Regions from separate parts of the Mus musculus genome. Here region 2 is linked to region 1. The links are chromatin contacts, found by Hi-C or POLR2A ChIA-PET in ENCODE. All regions are on one chromosome and are shown on one strand. The core of a region is the stretch at or near the end of the contact, and the rest is flanking DNA. Distances in the headings are between cores, read along the strand shown. Region 1 holds the start of Akap8 (A kinase (PRKA) anchor protein 8). Region 2 holds the start of Wiz (widely-interspaced zinc finger motifs).

The links. Hi-C counts contacts between places; a loop is a spot of excess contacts on that map. ChIA-PET counts read pairs that join two places held with the same protein, here RNA polymerase II (POLR2A).
Region 2: a loop to region 1 is called in a map of left cerebral cortex, with 4 times the contacts of the local background. The contact joins the promoter of Wiz here to the promoter of Akap8 in region 1. A Hi-C loop is called at or near these places in 1 of 37 maps with a recorded cell type or tissue (left cerebral cortex). POLR2A ChIA-PET finds 5 or more read pairs at or near these places in 1 of 5 experiments (Patski).

Annotation. Positions count from the first base shown.
Region 1 is chr17:32,317,096-32,324,440 of GRCm38, forward strand. It overlaps Akap8 (A kinase (PRKA) anchor protein 8), which reads right to left and starts at 4,143. Exons shown (of 14, transcript NM_019774.5): 1 at 3,990-4,143; 2 at 1,676-1,714; 3 at 751-783; 4 at 1-251. The coding sequence starts at 4,008. Akap8l (A kinase (PRKA) anchor protein 8-like) reads right to left here. Exons shown (of 14, transcript NM_017476.2): 13 at 4,801-4,896; 14 at 4,329-4,690. The coding sequence ends at 4,397.
Region 2 is chr17:32,384,922-32,392,266 of GRCm38, forward strand. Wiz (widely-interspaced zinc finger motifs) reads right to left here and starts at 2,896. Exons shown (of 11, transcript NM_001372227.1): 1 at 2,652-2,896. The coding sequence starts at 2,838. Rasal3 (RAS protein activator like 3) reads right to left here. Exons shown (of 18, transcript NM_001374604.1): 16 at 7,125-7,282; 17 at 6,415-6,478; 18 at 5,738-6,314. The coding sequence ends at 6,159.

The sequences.
Region 1 (7,345 bases), core at 2,893-5,392:
GCTGCTGATCCCACCCCTGCCTCCTTCCTTAGACAACATGTCCAAACGTTGATTGATCTTGGCAATGAGCGAGTCTGAGTTGTCGGTACATGGCTCTGGGGCAAAAGACGCCACATGCATGGCAGGGCTCCCAGCTGCCAGGCCACCATCATTGGTCTTGGTGGCCTCCCATGAGGCTGGGCCGTAACTATAGGGTGTTCCTGCAGGGACACTGGTGTTCTGGGCATTGTAGTAGTTGTAGTTTTCATAACCTATCAGGAGAAAGAAGAACCATGTTAGGCCTGAGCACATGAGGCTAGCCATGACATTCTTGTCTGCAGGAGCACTCTCTGCCCACCAAGAAGGAAAAAGTTATGGAACTAAGCATTACCAACATCATACCACAATACACATGTGATCAAGACCAGAGAGACAGGTGGCCACAGATTGTAGTAGCAGGTTTTCTTTAAGAGACAGAAGGACTTGTTTCCTAATCAAAGATGGCCAAGAACCTCAGAATAGCAATTCCAGGTACTAACAAAGACATTTGAAAAGTGTTCCTGCACTATATCCACAATCCCTCTCAAACAAGTTCAAACTCCCCTTCAGGTCAGCCTAGCTCTGATACGCCTCAGGGCCCAGCAGCCTTATTCTCCGGGCTATCGACAGAGCCATGTGCACAGCCAGGATGGGGGAGTGGGGACCTGTACCTCTGGATGGCTGTTTAAAGACTCACTTGCCCACCTCAAGGTCCCTTTCAGAAGGTCTTACCTTGCCAGCTGGTCATACCACTTCCATATGTACCTTAGGAAAAACAAAAACACATAAGCACTTCAATACCAGTTATTACCTAAGGACAGCTGCCACCTCATTGCACCACAAGGTGGGGTGTGACTGGTTGTGTCAGTGGTCCTTAGCATGCTCACGTTTTACAGAACAGGTACAAAGCACCAATAATATTTCTCTCCCAGGCAGGCCTGACTTCTCCCATGAAAGCTTAGAAAAGAAAGGTACACAGCAATCCCCAAGATGGTGGTCTACACTACAGTACTAACTGAGAGGACAGGCTGCACTGGACCTTAGAAAATCCCCTGCATAAATAAGCTCAGTTCTCACCAAACCTAGTTATTCCCAACCATACCTAAGGCATCAGTGGGAGTGGGAGGAAATCACATTCTCAACTGAATAAGAACATATTATGTGGCAGAGGTGTCTGGAAGACCTTTTCACGGGGCACACAAAAAAGTGGCTTGCCTCCAATGGTGCTAGGGACTTGGCCTGGGACAGGTTCTAGACTCAGAAAATAAGGGTGAACAAAAGCCTAGGCCACATCTAGCCTACTGTCTGTTTTTGTACTCTTGACTTAAAAACAGGTTTTATCTCTCTAAATGGTCACAAGAAAAGCACCCCAAGACAAACGTTCCACAATATGCTAAACATAATAGGAACGCACAGTTTGTGTATACAGACTAACAGGGGTGCATGGGTGCTACTGAGGCCTGTGGTGGCAGGTAGCAGAGTGACACAAGGAGCATTCTTCTTACTAATCAGCCTCCGCTCCCATGTAGTACTGTTTTTCCTTAAAAAGAAAAAAAAGGCAAAATGTCCCCTAGGGAAGACAGATGCTGGGCTCTACTACAAGGGGGCATGCAGTGGAGAAACCCACAAGCCAACCCATTAATCAGGAACCACTTACCCTGGGTGTTGGCAGGTCCAGCACTCCATGCCCCATAGCCTGTGAAAAGATCATGTGTCAAGATTCTGTCCTACCTCAAGGAAATAAGAGTTCTGATAACACCCAAAGAGTCTAAAGAAGTGTCAGCTTACAACGAGGGAACGTAAATGTGATCCAGCGCACCTCCTCCAGCCTTTAAGAACTATCTCCACCCACAAATGCAAGCAAACCATCATACCTTACCTGGCTGAGCTGACATCAAAGCAAAAAAAAAAAAAAAAAAAAAAAAAAAAAGGGGGGGGGGGTGGCGGGAGGGAGGGAACCAAGTTTAGAGGACACAAAACACAGCATTAGGTCACAGTGCCCACTGTACTGGCCTAGCCGCCACATAAGCGGGAAAGCTCAGAGTGCTGCCAGTTATGCCACGAAACTGGGAAACAAGCTAGAAATTCGGTGACATAAACGTTAGGCTTTGCTTCCATGTAACTAAACACTCAACACCCCAGCTTTCAAGCCTCCCTCTGACCTTCTAAGTCACCCCCTACAACACTCCTTTGAACAGAAAGGGAATACATTCTCTTCATTTGTGTTTTTGGAGCCTAGCATATAGTCCGATACAGTGGCACAGTCCCAGGCTGTCGAATGACTTCACTTTGACAGTGTTAATGGTTAGTTCCCTTTCCAGAATATCCCAAAAGCCCCACTGTAACACAGTCCCTTAAATGTGCTGACAGGCACTCAGTACGGCCATACCTAACTGCTACTTAGAAACCAGGGAGGGGCTGGCCAGATGGTTCAGTGGTTAATCGCGCTGACTGCTCTTCCGAAGGTCCCGAGTTCAAATCCCAGCAACCACATGGTGGCTCACAACCATCCCTAACGAAATCTGATGCCCTCTTCTGGAATGTCTGAAAACAGCTACAGTGTACTTACATATAATAAATAAATCTTAAAAAAAAAAGATTCTTTTTCTTCTTCTTCTTCTTCTTCTTTTTTTTTTTTTTTTTTTTGGTTTTTTGAGACAGGGTTTCTCTGTAGCCCTAGCTGTCCTGGAACTCACTTTGTAGACCAGGCTGGCCTCAAACTCAGAAATCTGCCTGCTTCTGCCTCCCAAGTGCTTGGATTAAAGGCATTCGCCACCACGCCCGGCTAAAAAAATTCTTAGTTAAAAAAACAAAAAAACCAGGAAGGCTGCAAATACCCTAACTGTATCTGTAAAATTATTGGCTGGTAGAAAGTGGGAGTCACCATGAAGTTCCCTAGACCAAAGAAGTATAGCAGGGTTGTGACAGGTATCTATCTGGTGGAAAGGCTAAGAATGGAAGACATAGATCTAGGATCCCAAAGGCAAAGAGCACTAGGCTGATACCCAAGCACACGTGTTCATCACACCTCAGGCCTCTCTGGCAAGTCCAATTCTAGGGATCTTGTTACTCTGCTGCCTCTCAAGATCCCTTCCTTAGCCGCCAGAAGCCACTAACCACTCCCTGTGCCCACTTCCAACCCCATTCCACATGTTCCAACTATCTCCTGCGGGTAAATCTCCGTACAGAGTCAAGGCCTCCCAGGAGATTAAAAGCAGATAGCTCGAGAACCGACGCCTAATTACGAAAAGTTGCTGACATTTAGGTTAGGAAAGGCAACGTTCCCGCTTCCGCAGACCCCCGTAATGTTACAGTCCAGAATCCCAGCCCCTCAGGCAGCACACCTCCCACGAGCACCTCACGCCGCGTACACTGCAGAGACCCAGCCAGGTTTTCCCAAAAAGCTGCACCGGGTGTAGCCGCAGTGCACAGCTGGGCCGATCGCGCGCTGCCCGTAAGCCTTCAGAAAAGCGAGCCCGGGGACACGAGCTCTCAAGGACGACCTGCGGAGGATGAGCTGAGACTCTCTCCTCGCTACGGCCGCCGCAACCCAGCCGGACCTCAACCCCCTCCACCCCCCGCTTCCTCAGCGTTCGCTTTAGCCCCGCCCCTGGAGCCGCCATTTTGTGGCGTCTTCGGAAGAGAAGGCGGGACTGAGACCGCTCGGGTCCTGGGGTCCCGCAGCGATGAGAGCCACTCGGCTTGCACAGTGAAAGCGGTCCAGAACGCATCCAGAAACCGGCCACAGCGTCGGCCTTCGCGCCTCATCCGCACCCCCCGCCCCGAGTCCTACCGGCCAATCCACGCGCGGCGCTTCGGGAACGATTGCGCAGAGGCCCAATAAGGGAAGCGCGCGCGTCCGGGACAACTCCACACAGAACCGGGCTGCGGCAAGTGCGTTCCGGCTGCAGGCTAAGCCCGAATACCACATGCGCCAGGGTCTCCCGTGGTGAAGAAGAGCCCACACTAACCTCCGTAGCCTTGCTCCATGTCTGCGACGCGACCCGCCAGCAGATCCTTGTCTTAGATTCGCTCAGAACGCATGCGTTCAACGTGCTGTCTGCTACTGGAAGACGAAGAGCGTACGTCTCTTTCTGGGCGCTACCATTGGTTGCTCAAATGGGCCCGCCCCCGCCGATCCGCCCAGCCTTCCGGGTTGCAAATCTACAGCATCTCGGGAGTTGTGCCTCAAGGGTAAGCTAGTGCGCAAGAGCGTCCAGGTCCGCGCACGCGTGAGCGGTTCTAGCGCGTTTACCCGCGCGCAGGCGCACTTCTAGGGGCCCGCCCTCACCACAGCACAAACGAAGACCTCAGATGGGAAAGCACTTTATTAGGCTGGACTTCCAGCCTCGGCCACGGGAGCCCTGCCGGGTAAGGGTTATGGACCCCCACCGCCCTCCTCGTCGTCTTCCATGTCGAGGCCCGGGATCCCGCGGATCTGACACTGCAGCGCTCCGCCCAGCAAGGGTACAGGGCTCTCCTCCTCTTCTGGTGGTGGCGGAGGTGGCGGTGTTGTAGTCCCTGGGGCGGGCTCCAGGGGCACGGGGGGCTGTGCCGGCACGCCCTCTGTGAGCTCTGTCGCTTCGCTTGGTGCCCCTTCATCCAGAGCGCCAGCCTCCACCTCGTCTTGTTCCTTTTCCTCCTCTGGGTTGTCAGTGAAAGGATTCTCGCCCTGTAGAGATGGATAGAGACTTTAATGGGAGGTAGGAATCACTGGGATAGAATGGGGACCAGGCTCACACAAAGGTCAGGACTAGGACAGTGCTTTCGCCTTTGCCTCACCTTCAGATATCGCTCCAGCTTCTTGCTAATGAGCTTGTTGTTGAGAATACTGCGGGCCACCATAAGCGAGGACTTCTTGGACTGCTCCATCATAAGCTATGGGCAGGGCAGACAGGGCTGGTGAGGCTGCTCTAGGAATCCAACAAACCCAGCTGAGGTTCAGATTCACCAATAACTAGTCCTAGTGTCTGTAAGTGACCTTGGGCGTAATTCCAGTCAGTCTGGACAGGCATGCAAGGAACTAGGATTCGATCTGATCACCCACACCTTATTTGCTGTTTGAAACCTGATCTGCTTACATAGAAACTATAGTAAGTACTGGACTTAGTGGCACAGGCCATGTAACTCCAGGACATTAAAGTGGAAGGCCTACCTGGACTACAGAGTTTAACGGTTTACATGGTTTGACTATGTCTCAGAAAATAAAAGACGGCTGGGAGCTAGAGAGATGGCTCAGCGTAAAGGACTTGTTAGTATTTCAAAGACTCAGGTTCATTTTCTGCCACCTACAAGGTGGCTGACAACAATCTCTAATCTAGTTCCCAGGAATATGAAGCCCTCTTCTGGTTACCACAGGCACCAGGCATGTGAATAGTGAGCATATGTGCAGGCAAAACATACAAGAAAATAAAAAATAAAAAAATAAAACGTAAAAAGGGGGAGGGGGCCAGCTGGAGATAATATAATAATTTGATGATAGAGTGCTTTCTTAGTATTCTTAAAGCCTTAGTTAGGTTCAATCCCCATATATATACACACACACCAGATGTAATAAAACTTATTAAAAGTAAAACGTAGGGCTGGGCTTGGTGGCCCATATCGTTAATCCCAGCACTTGGGCGGCTGAGGTAGGAGGGCAGATCTTCCTGAGTTCAAAGCCAGCCTGGTCTCAGAGCAAGTTCCAGGACACAGAAAAACCTTCACTGCCACCCCCCTCCCCTCAATTCCAGTGACAACAAAAAAAGTAAAATGTAAAAACAATAAAGGGTCTGGCAAGATGACTCTGGGTAAAAGCACAGCTTGGCAAATTGAACCCAATTCTAAGGTCACATACAATAAAGGAGAGAACCAACTCCTGCAAGTTGTCCTCTGACTTCTACACACATGCTACCTCCCGCCCTCCCACAGATACACAGACATACACATGCAGTCACCTAGGAGCAAATTGTTTAGAACCAGTAAAGAGGGTATAAAAACAGCCCTAGCAATGCACACCTGTAAGCCCATCACTTAAGAGGAAGAGAGGACTGCTGCAAATTCAAGGCCACTCTGACCTATAGAGTGAATTCCAGGACAGCTTGGACTACATAAGACTGCCAAAACAAAATGAGAATATAGATGAAACTATATTTAAATATTGTGCATCATTTTAACTCACAGGATTTGGATATGAAGAAATAATGGTAAAACTGAAAAGAGACACTTCTCTACTGGTGGAGCAACTGGTTATAGACTTGAAAAGCTATTTGATGGAATACACAAGAAATACAAATTTGCCTCAGTAATTCCTATCCCAAAGTTTTTTTTTTTAGTTTTTTTGTTTGTTTTTCTTCTTTCGAGACAGGGTTTCTCTGTGTAGCCTTGGCTGTCCTGGAACTCACAGGCTGGCCTTGAACTCAGAAATCCGCCTGCCTCTGACTCCCAAGTGCTGGGATTAAAGGCGTGCGCCACCACCCCCGGGCTCCTATCCCAAAGTTTAAGAACTAGAAATAGACCGGCTCCGCGGATCAGGGCCTCTGGCAGAATAGAAGACATTTATTCGATTCAGTGGGAAGCCTGGGCCTTTTGTTTTGTTTTGTTGAGACAAGGTCTTGCTATGGTAGCGTAGGAGGTTCTGGGACTTGTTTGGTTGTTTTGGAATTATTTTTTGTTTGAGATATTTTGTAGGCAAGGCTGGCCTGATCTCACTATGTAGTCCATGCTGGTCTCTCAGATTTGTGGCAATTTTCCTGCCTCAGCCTTCCAGGAACATTAGACTATGCCTGGTTTATAAACTGGCTCTGAACTTGGGATCCTCTTGATCTCCTAATGCTGGAATTGTAGATCTGTACTATCATATCTGAGTCATTCTGTCTGGAATCAACATGCTCGGTCATTTCTTCAGTCATAGGAGTACAGACATGATTATGAAACCAAAGAAAGAATGAAAGGGAATTGGTTCTCTCTCTCCAGCATGAGTGTCCCAGAGCTCAAACAGGCTGCCAGGCTTAGCAACAAGTAACTTTACCCACTGAGCACCTCACTAGACCTCACAGTTTTCCTTATATATTTTTTTCTATTACTAGGCTGAGTATACTCAAGTAGCAGATTAAGGTAAAGAATTAGAACACTACTACAGTTCCTCAGTAATTTTCACTGGCCGACACTGTCCTTTCTTACCCCTCTGTGTGTCCAGAAGTGGAATATAAACAGCTGTTTCCAGTTTTGGTCATAATGACCAAACATGAGAAATAATTAAAAACAAAACCCAGTGTTCCTACTTTCAGGTTGGTGTCATTGCTTAATTATCCAGTGCTTCCTTGACCTTGATCCAATAGTGACTTAC
Region 2 (7,345 bases), core at 1,646-4,145, 67 kb after region 1:
TCTTGAATTCTTACAAAGTTAAGACTCCAGACCTGCCCTGACTAGCTGTGTAACCTTGGACAAAGTCCTGGTACTCACTGGGTCCTGAGGAGGGGACTGCTAAGGGATAGCCCTCAGCTCCGAGGACCTGCTACTCACCATGCCCCCTCTTGCCTCATACTGGCAGGCGCCAGCCATCCTGTCCCAATCTTTACAAGCTAGGGCTTCTGTACTGATCTCCGTGCTTCATGTTGCTTCCTCCTCACTCTACGTCTTGGTTCATCTTCCCTGACCCAGATGAAGGGCTCCATGACAGCAGGGATGGCATGTGCTAGGCCCCTTCTTTACCACACTCTAGAAAGGTGGGTTCATAAATACCTGAGCATCATGAGAAGAGCTGCTACGCAATGTCAGATCAAGGAGCTCCAAAAGTGTAGAGGGGCCATAAATAAATAAAGGGCTCTGGGAATGGGGCTGAGTGCAAGAGTACATGCCTAACTTTTTGAGGCTCTGGGTTACAAACTCAGCAAAACAAAACACAAAACAAGAAAGAAAACAACAGAAAAGAGTGGGGGGTGGAAAGAAGAAAAATTACTCAAAAGCTTAAAAAGAAGCCTGGCATGGTGGCATACAGCTTTAATCCTAGCACTCGGGAGGGAGGCAGAAGCAGGTAGATTTCTGAGTTCAAGACCAGCCAGATCTACAGAGTGAGTTCCAAGACAACCAGGGAAGACGACACAGAGAAACCCTATCTTAAAAGAAAAAAAAAAACGCACAGCAGAATAAAACAAAAAAACAGGGAGTGACTGGAGAGATGCCTCAGTGTTTAAGAGAACTTTCTGCTCTTCCAAAGGAAGGGTTCAATTCCCAGCATTCACTTGGCAGTTCCCAACTGTCTGTAGTTCCAGTTGCAATGGATCTGATACCTTCTTCTGGCCCCTGCAGATGTTACATACAGGAGCTGCACAGATATATATGTGCACAAAACAACCATACACATAAAATAATAATAATGAAAAAGAAAAAAAACTTAAAAGGGAAGGCTGGGAAGCTCTGAAGTATCTCGGATTCCAGCTCCAGGTATCTAACAGCCCTGGCCTCTTCAGGCACCGGCAGTCACGTGCACATACCCACATACAGACATTCATTCATACCATAAAAATAATCAAAACTTAAAAAATAAGATGAGGCATGGAAATGTAGCTTAGTGGGAGAGTGCTTGCCTAACATGTAAAATGCACAAAACAAAATGCCAGGAGAAAGAACAAGTGAATGAAAGGGAAGTTAATTTAAAACTAAAGAGGGCCGGGCATGGTAGTTCACGCCTTTAGTCCCAGCACTCGTGAGGCAGAGGCAGGCGGATTTCTGAGTTCGAGGCCAGCCTGGTCTACAAAGTGAGTTCCAGGACAGCCAGGACTACACAGAAACCCTGTCTCAAAAAAAAAAAAAAAAAAAAAAAAAAAAAAAAAAAAAAAAAACCAACCAACCAACCAAACAAACAAACAAAAAAACCAAACAAACCAAAAAACAAAAAACCCAAAAAACTAAAGAGGAGGGCTGGGGCAGAACTCAATGGAACAGCTTTTGCAGAGTATGTGCAAGGGCCTACGTGCAATCCCCAGTTCTATAAAGAACAGAATAAAACAAAGAAGGAAGAGGGGTGTAAGGCCACACTACTGACTTCACCCCTCAGGGTTTTGAATTTCCCATTCCTAACATGAGATACTAAATAACGGAGGCTCTTCCGACAAAGGTTCTAAGTATGATGTGAATTGAGAAGACAAAGAACTTGGCATGTAGGAACCACAGAAGAGGTGCTCGGAATTTATTAGAAGGCCAAGTTTTGGGGGACCAGCCACACCAGATTCCTGTTAAGTCCTTAAACATACCAGGCTCCTCCCCTCTGCAGGGCCTTTGCCCATGCTGTCCCGCCACCTGCTGGGCACGTCCCACCACTCATTCTGTGCTGTGCCTCAAACACCACTGTGTCAGGTGGCTTTTCCTGGAGCGCCCAGCCATGGTCCTGGCACTCAGTTTAATATCTGCATAGCCTGCATAACCTGCCCTTATGACATCTGCTCAGTCGTTCCTTGTCCACCTTCCCTTCTGGAATGCCAACCCCTGGAGGACAGGGACTTTTGTCTCTTTATGATTATTTCCCCAGCACCCAGAACAGAAAGTGGCACAGCAGGTGCTCAGTGTTTAATAAACGAACAACAAATTGTGAGGTGGGGACAGTGTGAGCTAGCCTTGTATGGGGTAAATCAAGATGGAAAGAGGCAACTCGAATCTCCCCAGACTTTACCTTACCACTAGAGGGCACTCGCTCAGGAGCTCCACTCCATCAAGACTGCAAGAAGGAACAAGTGGGCTTTGGGCAAAGAGCTCAGGGTACTGACATGGGATTTGGATACAGCTGGTGTCCAGCTTAGAGAGGAAAGCCAGGACACTACAAGTATGAATCCCAGTTTCTTACATCCAGTCATGGGCTCCCAAGACATCTGTTTTCATAAGGGCAAACTGAAAAGCGGTACGTGGAGCACTAAAGGAGGCTATGTGCATCGAACAGAATTCCAATTGCAACTCAGCCCCTGCTGGGTGGGGTGACCTGACTCTCTCTGGGCCTGGGGGACCAAGTGGGAAGCTTCTTTAGGGCCACAGAGCCCTCTTACCAGAAATGCCACTTCTGCCATCCAGAATGTCTCGAGGGCCTTCTTTGGTGATTGGCAGGTAATGAGAAGATGGAAAGATATCACCTTCCCCCTCAGCAGCCTCAGCCCCACTCTCGATGTCCTCTCTTGGAGCGGGGCCTCGAGGATGATCCGGGGCAGCCAGGCCACCTGCCAGTAACCCCTCCATGGGTGCCAGCCGTGAATCTTCACTCAGTACCTGGCAGGTTCAGCAGGACATTGTGGGCCTGGAGACAAAGACAAGGAAGACCTTAAGAGAGTAAGAAGAGAATTCTGTTTGTTCTCCCCTCTCTCAGAACCCTAGTCCTCTCCTTCAAAGCCTATGGCCTCAGTTTGTCTCTTAGTTGAAGTGAGGGGTTAAGTGGTGTTGAGGTTCCATTCACTCCTATTATAATCCAATCACCTCTACTGGGAGCGAGTCTCAGTACACTAAAGCGTTCTCTTTCCCCAGCTTCTTCACAGCCTCCATTCACCACAGTTACACACGCACATTCAGTCACCTCAGCCCTCCCTCATCACTCCTTCCACCTCCACCTATTCCTCCCATGGCTCACTCACAGCTTCACCGTGTCCAGCTGCTTTCCTGTGACTGCATAACCTACAGCCATGCCTCCAGTTTCCAGGGTCCCCGCTCTCTCCCCAGTGCAGGGTCTCGAGGGCCCCCATCTTTGCCCTTATACTTTACTCACTTCTGTTGCCCCGTATCAATTACCCCTACACTTTTCCAACATTCACATCCTTCTCCCTACCCAGGAATGTAGGGTTATTAACCCCTTAGCCTCTCCACACGCTCAAGTGACCCCACCATTAACCCTTTCCCTTCTCTTAGCATGATCTCTCATGCATACCAAGCCTGGGCTCCTCCACCCTGCCACCTTCCAATAGTATTGCTTGCATCCTCCACCGATATTGGTTGTTCTGGCCCGAGGATGAAAAGGACCGATGGGGCTCCTGTTTCAGAAATAAGGACCCTGGGGGGGAGGAGGGCGATTGTCCTCTCCACCTATAAATACCTTCAAGGTAGAGCAGAAAGTGAAGGGCAGGAATGAGGCGCTCTCCCCAGGGAGATGGTGGTGAGGCCCGGCCCAGGCAACCGGGGCGGGGCCGGGGCTCCAGGCCTGGTAGCAGGCGTTGCCCTCGAGGGCCTGGGCGCTCCCGGGGGGCCCTACACAGGGTGGGTTGACAGTCTTGGCTGGAGGGGTCCCTGCCCAGGCCTGGAGAAAGCACCTGCGGGTGCCCACTCGGGTAGGCACTGCTGGCGGGGATCGGGCAGGACCGCAACTTCGGAGCACTTTGGCAGCTTGGGGAGGGGGCTCCAGTCCAGATGGTCGTTCCCTACCCCACCTCCCGCAGGGGTCGCAGAGGTAGGGGCGGCGCTGCGCGGACGCACCCTGCGGGGAAGCCAGGGTCCCCAGGATGCGCCCTTCGCCCGTGCACCTCGGGGCGGGAGACCCCGCGGGACGAGCTGAGGTGGGGGGGGAGACACCTGCCTCGAGACCCCCGATCCTCCCCCCACCTGTACAGCCCCGCCCCCTGCAGGCCCCGCCCCTGCAGGCCCCGCCCCTCCCCCGCCCCAGGGGGTCCCGCCCGGCCCGACCGGGCCCAGGCCTCCCCTCCCTGCTCCAGCTCCGCCCCGTCCGCGAGCTTCCCGGGCTGGGTCGAGCCTCACCGGGGGAGGCGTAGTCGCTGGCCGGGAACTCCCCTACTTCATAGGGCCGTCGCTGCCACTACAGCTGCTGCCCCTCTTGGTGCCGGTGCCACGGCCTCCGCAGCCACCGCTGCCTCCACAGCTCGGGGGACATTGTCCCTTTAAATCGCTCCCCCCCCCACCGCCCCGCCCCTCCCCCCCGGCGTGCCGACGTGACCTCAGCGCGACAGCCCCGCCGCGCCGCCATGATGAGGAGGTCTGCCCCCCCTTGTGCCACTTTGGGGGTGGGGTGGGGAATCCAACGGGCGCGCCGCCATATTGGGAGTGGCCAAGCAGGTCACCCTTAAAGGAGCCGCAGGACCTTAGCGTCTAGGGAGGGGCTCTGTTACCATGACAACATACTGTCCTCTGCACCCCACTGGTTCTTTCTATACTAGGTTTGTTAATAACATGTAGGTTTGTTAATAACAGGTGAGTTCACAGCAGGGAAACGTAGAAGTTTTCTCTCGGATCATTCATAGCTCATTGAGGACTCCACCCAGCATCAGTTCTTAGCTTTCAATCTCTGCCAGTCATAAGGTCAGTCGTCTTTCCTCGTTGTTTGTATTGGACGTAAACATCTCCATTACTTTACGTCTGTACCGAATGTTAAGCTCTCCTCCGCCTAGGTTTTGGGATCATGGCCTCCAGACTAGCCCATATACACACATCACAAACTGGTTGCTTTCTCCCATCCATTACCCATTTGTCCACCCATATATCTACATACTCAATCTGTCAACCTCTCAACAACACAATAAACAAATCACCTCTCTAAACACTCATCTATCCAAAAATCCACTTAATCTACCCACTCATATCCCATGTACTAGTCCATTGCTTCTCTATCCACAGTCAAGGGATTCAACAGTCCTACCAACATCCATCCATCCATACAGTCATCCATTAGTTGCATATTTGTCATCACCAAATGGTGACAGGAGTTCATGTCTGTCTACTTTATTATCTTCCCACGGCTCATTTGGGAGTCCCAAAAGACCTCAATAAATGTGAGGTGTGTGTGTGTGTGTGTATTTGATTACTCATTTAGTTCAAGTATTAATTTCCTATTAGCCTTCTCTAAGTAAATATATCCATTTTGATTAGAGATCTGCCTTAAACCAGGTCAAATGATCAGTGAAGTAGCTAACCTAGTCACCTGCCTATTGTCTCATCCACCTTACTCAACCAGCCATAAAACTCAACTGTATTCTCACATACCCTCCATCTGTCTCCCAGACTCATTGCCCTCCCTGCCATAACGTGCCTGGATTGTGATATGGCATCTAGAAAGATTCTGTTACTTGGAGCTTGAAATATTGGTAGGGGATGAGGTTGGATAGGTGGGTGGGAGGTCTGTGCTTCATGGAAAAGCAGGTGGTTCCCCCCAAAAATGATCAATACCCTTTATTGAATACCTTTAACTAAGAGTTTTCCACTATGTGGAGAATTTTTAGATACACTTTACAGAGGAGAGAATGGAGTCTCTTAAAGTGACAACCTTAGATCACACCAATTGTGAGGATCTGCTCATTATTTCCAACTTCAGGAGACTTCAAATTAGGTATGAATTTGGGAGACCTGAATGGAGAACTGGGCATTCTCTTGTATTAATCATTTGTAGGGGCAGAGAAACCGGTGATTTTCTGAAATGGATTTACTGGGCAACCTCACAGTTACCAGAGTGATTGACACCTCCCACTCTGTCCCCCACTGAAGGCCATGAAGGGCTGAGGCAGTCAGAAAATCCTCTGTAGTGGCTCTCTTGGCTTCCAGACCATATATGGAGTGGGGTGAAATGCTCAAGTGCCCATTGACAGATCAGCTCCATTGACACATGGTGCTTTGAGAGGCAGGGGCTGGCTCCGAGATCCTGGTGTTTTTGAAAGAAGTTGCAGGCTTTGGAGGCTATCCCTCAGCTGGTCCTGAGAACATTCCATCTCAGTCAGGCGCTGTTCCTGGGAAGGCAGTGGAAGTGGGTTTGAGGTTGGGGTGAAGGTTGGGGGTATATACCAAGCACACTCCCTACTCCCCTCCAGTCTCAGGCAAGAGTCTTACCAGACTTTTCAGCCTGTGGCTTCCGTTGCTTGGGAGACCACCCTTAGAATCCAACTTTGAGATACTGTGGGGGTCAGGGGCAAGAGAGTGGGCAAGTCAGAAACAGAGAAAGTCCCTTTCATCCTGAGTGCACTGCCAAGAATTCAGTGGGCAGGGCTTGGAGTGAAGTTGGGGTTTAGAGAGCAGGGCATAAGTATATCTGAAGCAAGGTTTGATTAGAGCTTGGCATAGCTAAGATGCAAAGACTAGCCAAGTGTAGTGGTGCAACCCTGTAACTCAAGGTGGGGGGTTGAGGCTAAAGCCCAAGAGGATGGAGAGAGAGTGCGTGGTTAGCCTGGACTACAAAGTTAAATCTAGTTTCACAGAAGGAACACACTGGGGTGGGGTGGGGTGATGGAATGCTTAATCAATTTGAAGGCTGAGACTGACCAATGGGCAGGAAGGGCCCAGATGGCCTAATCGGGTTATAAGGGGCTGGTTGAGGGGGTGTGAGTAAATAAAAGGACTAGTCAAAGACAGGTGTGAGATAGGCCCTGCAGGGAGAGGCTGCCAGGGCTTGAACTGGTAACTTGAGGGTGACACATCTAGGTTATAGAACTGTTAAGACCTAGAGGCGGGATGGTTTAGGCGGGGAGGGACTTTCTGGAAGAGATTTGGGCCATCCTGACCAAGAACCTGGGATAAGAGCTACTGTGAAGGGCAGGGCTCACCCAGCTCCCAGTCTGGAGTACAGATCCTGCAGCTGACAGCGGAAGTGCTCCTGCTGCTCCTTCAAGGCTTGGACTTGGGTACTCAACGACTCCACCAGAAGGGACAGAGCTTTCTGTGCCTCGCGGAATATAGCCACCTCACATTGTATCTCTGCTAGCTGTGGGAAGACAGTAGCTGTAATCTGACATTTCTTCAGGTCCCTTCCTCATTTTATCACATT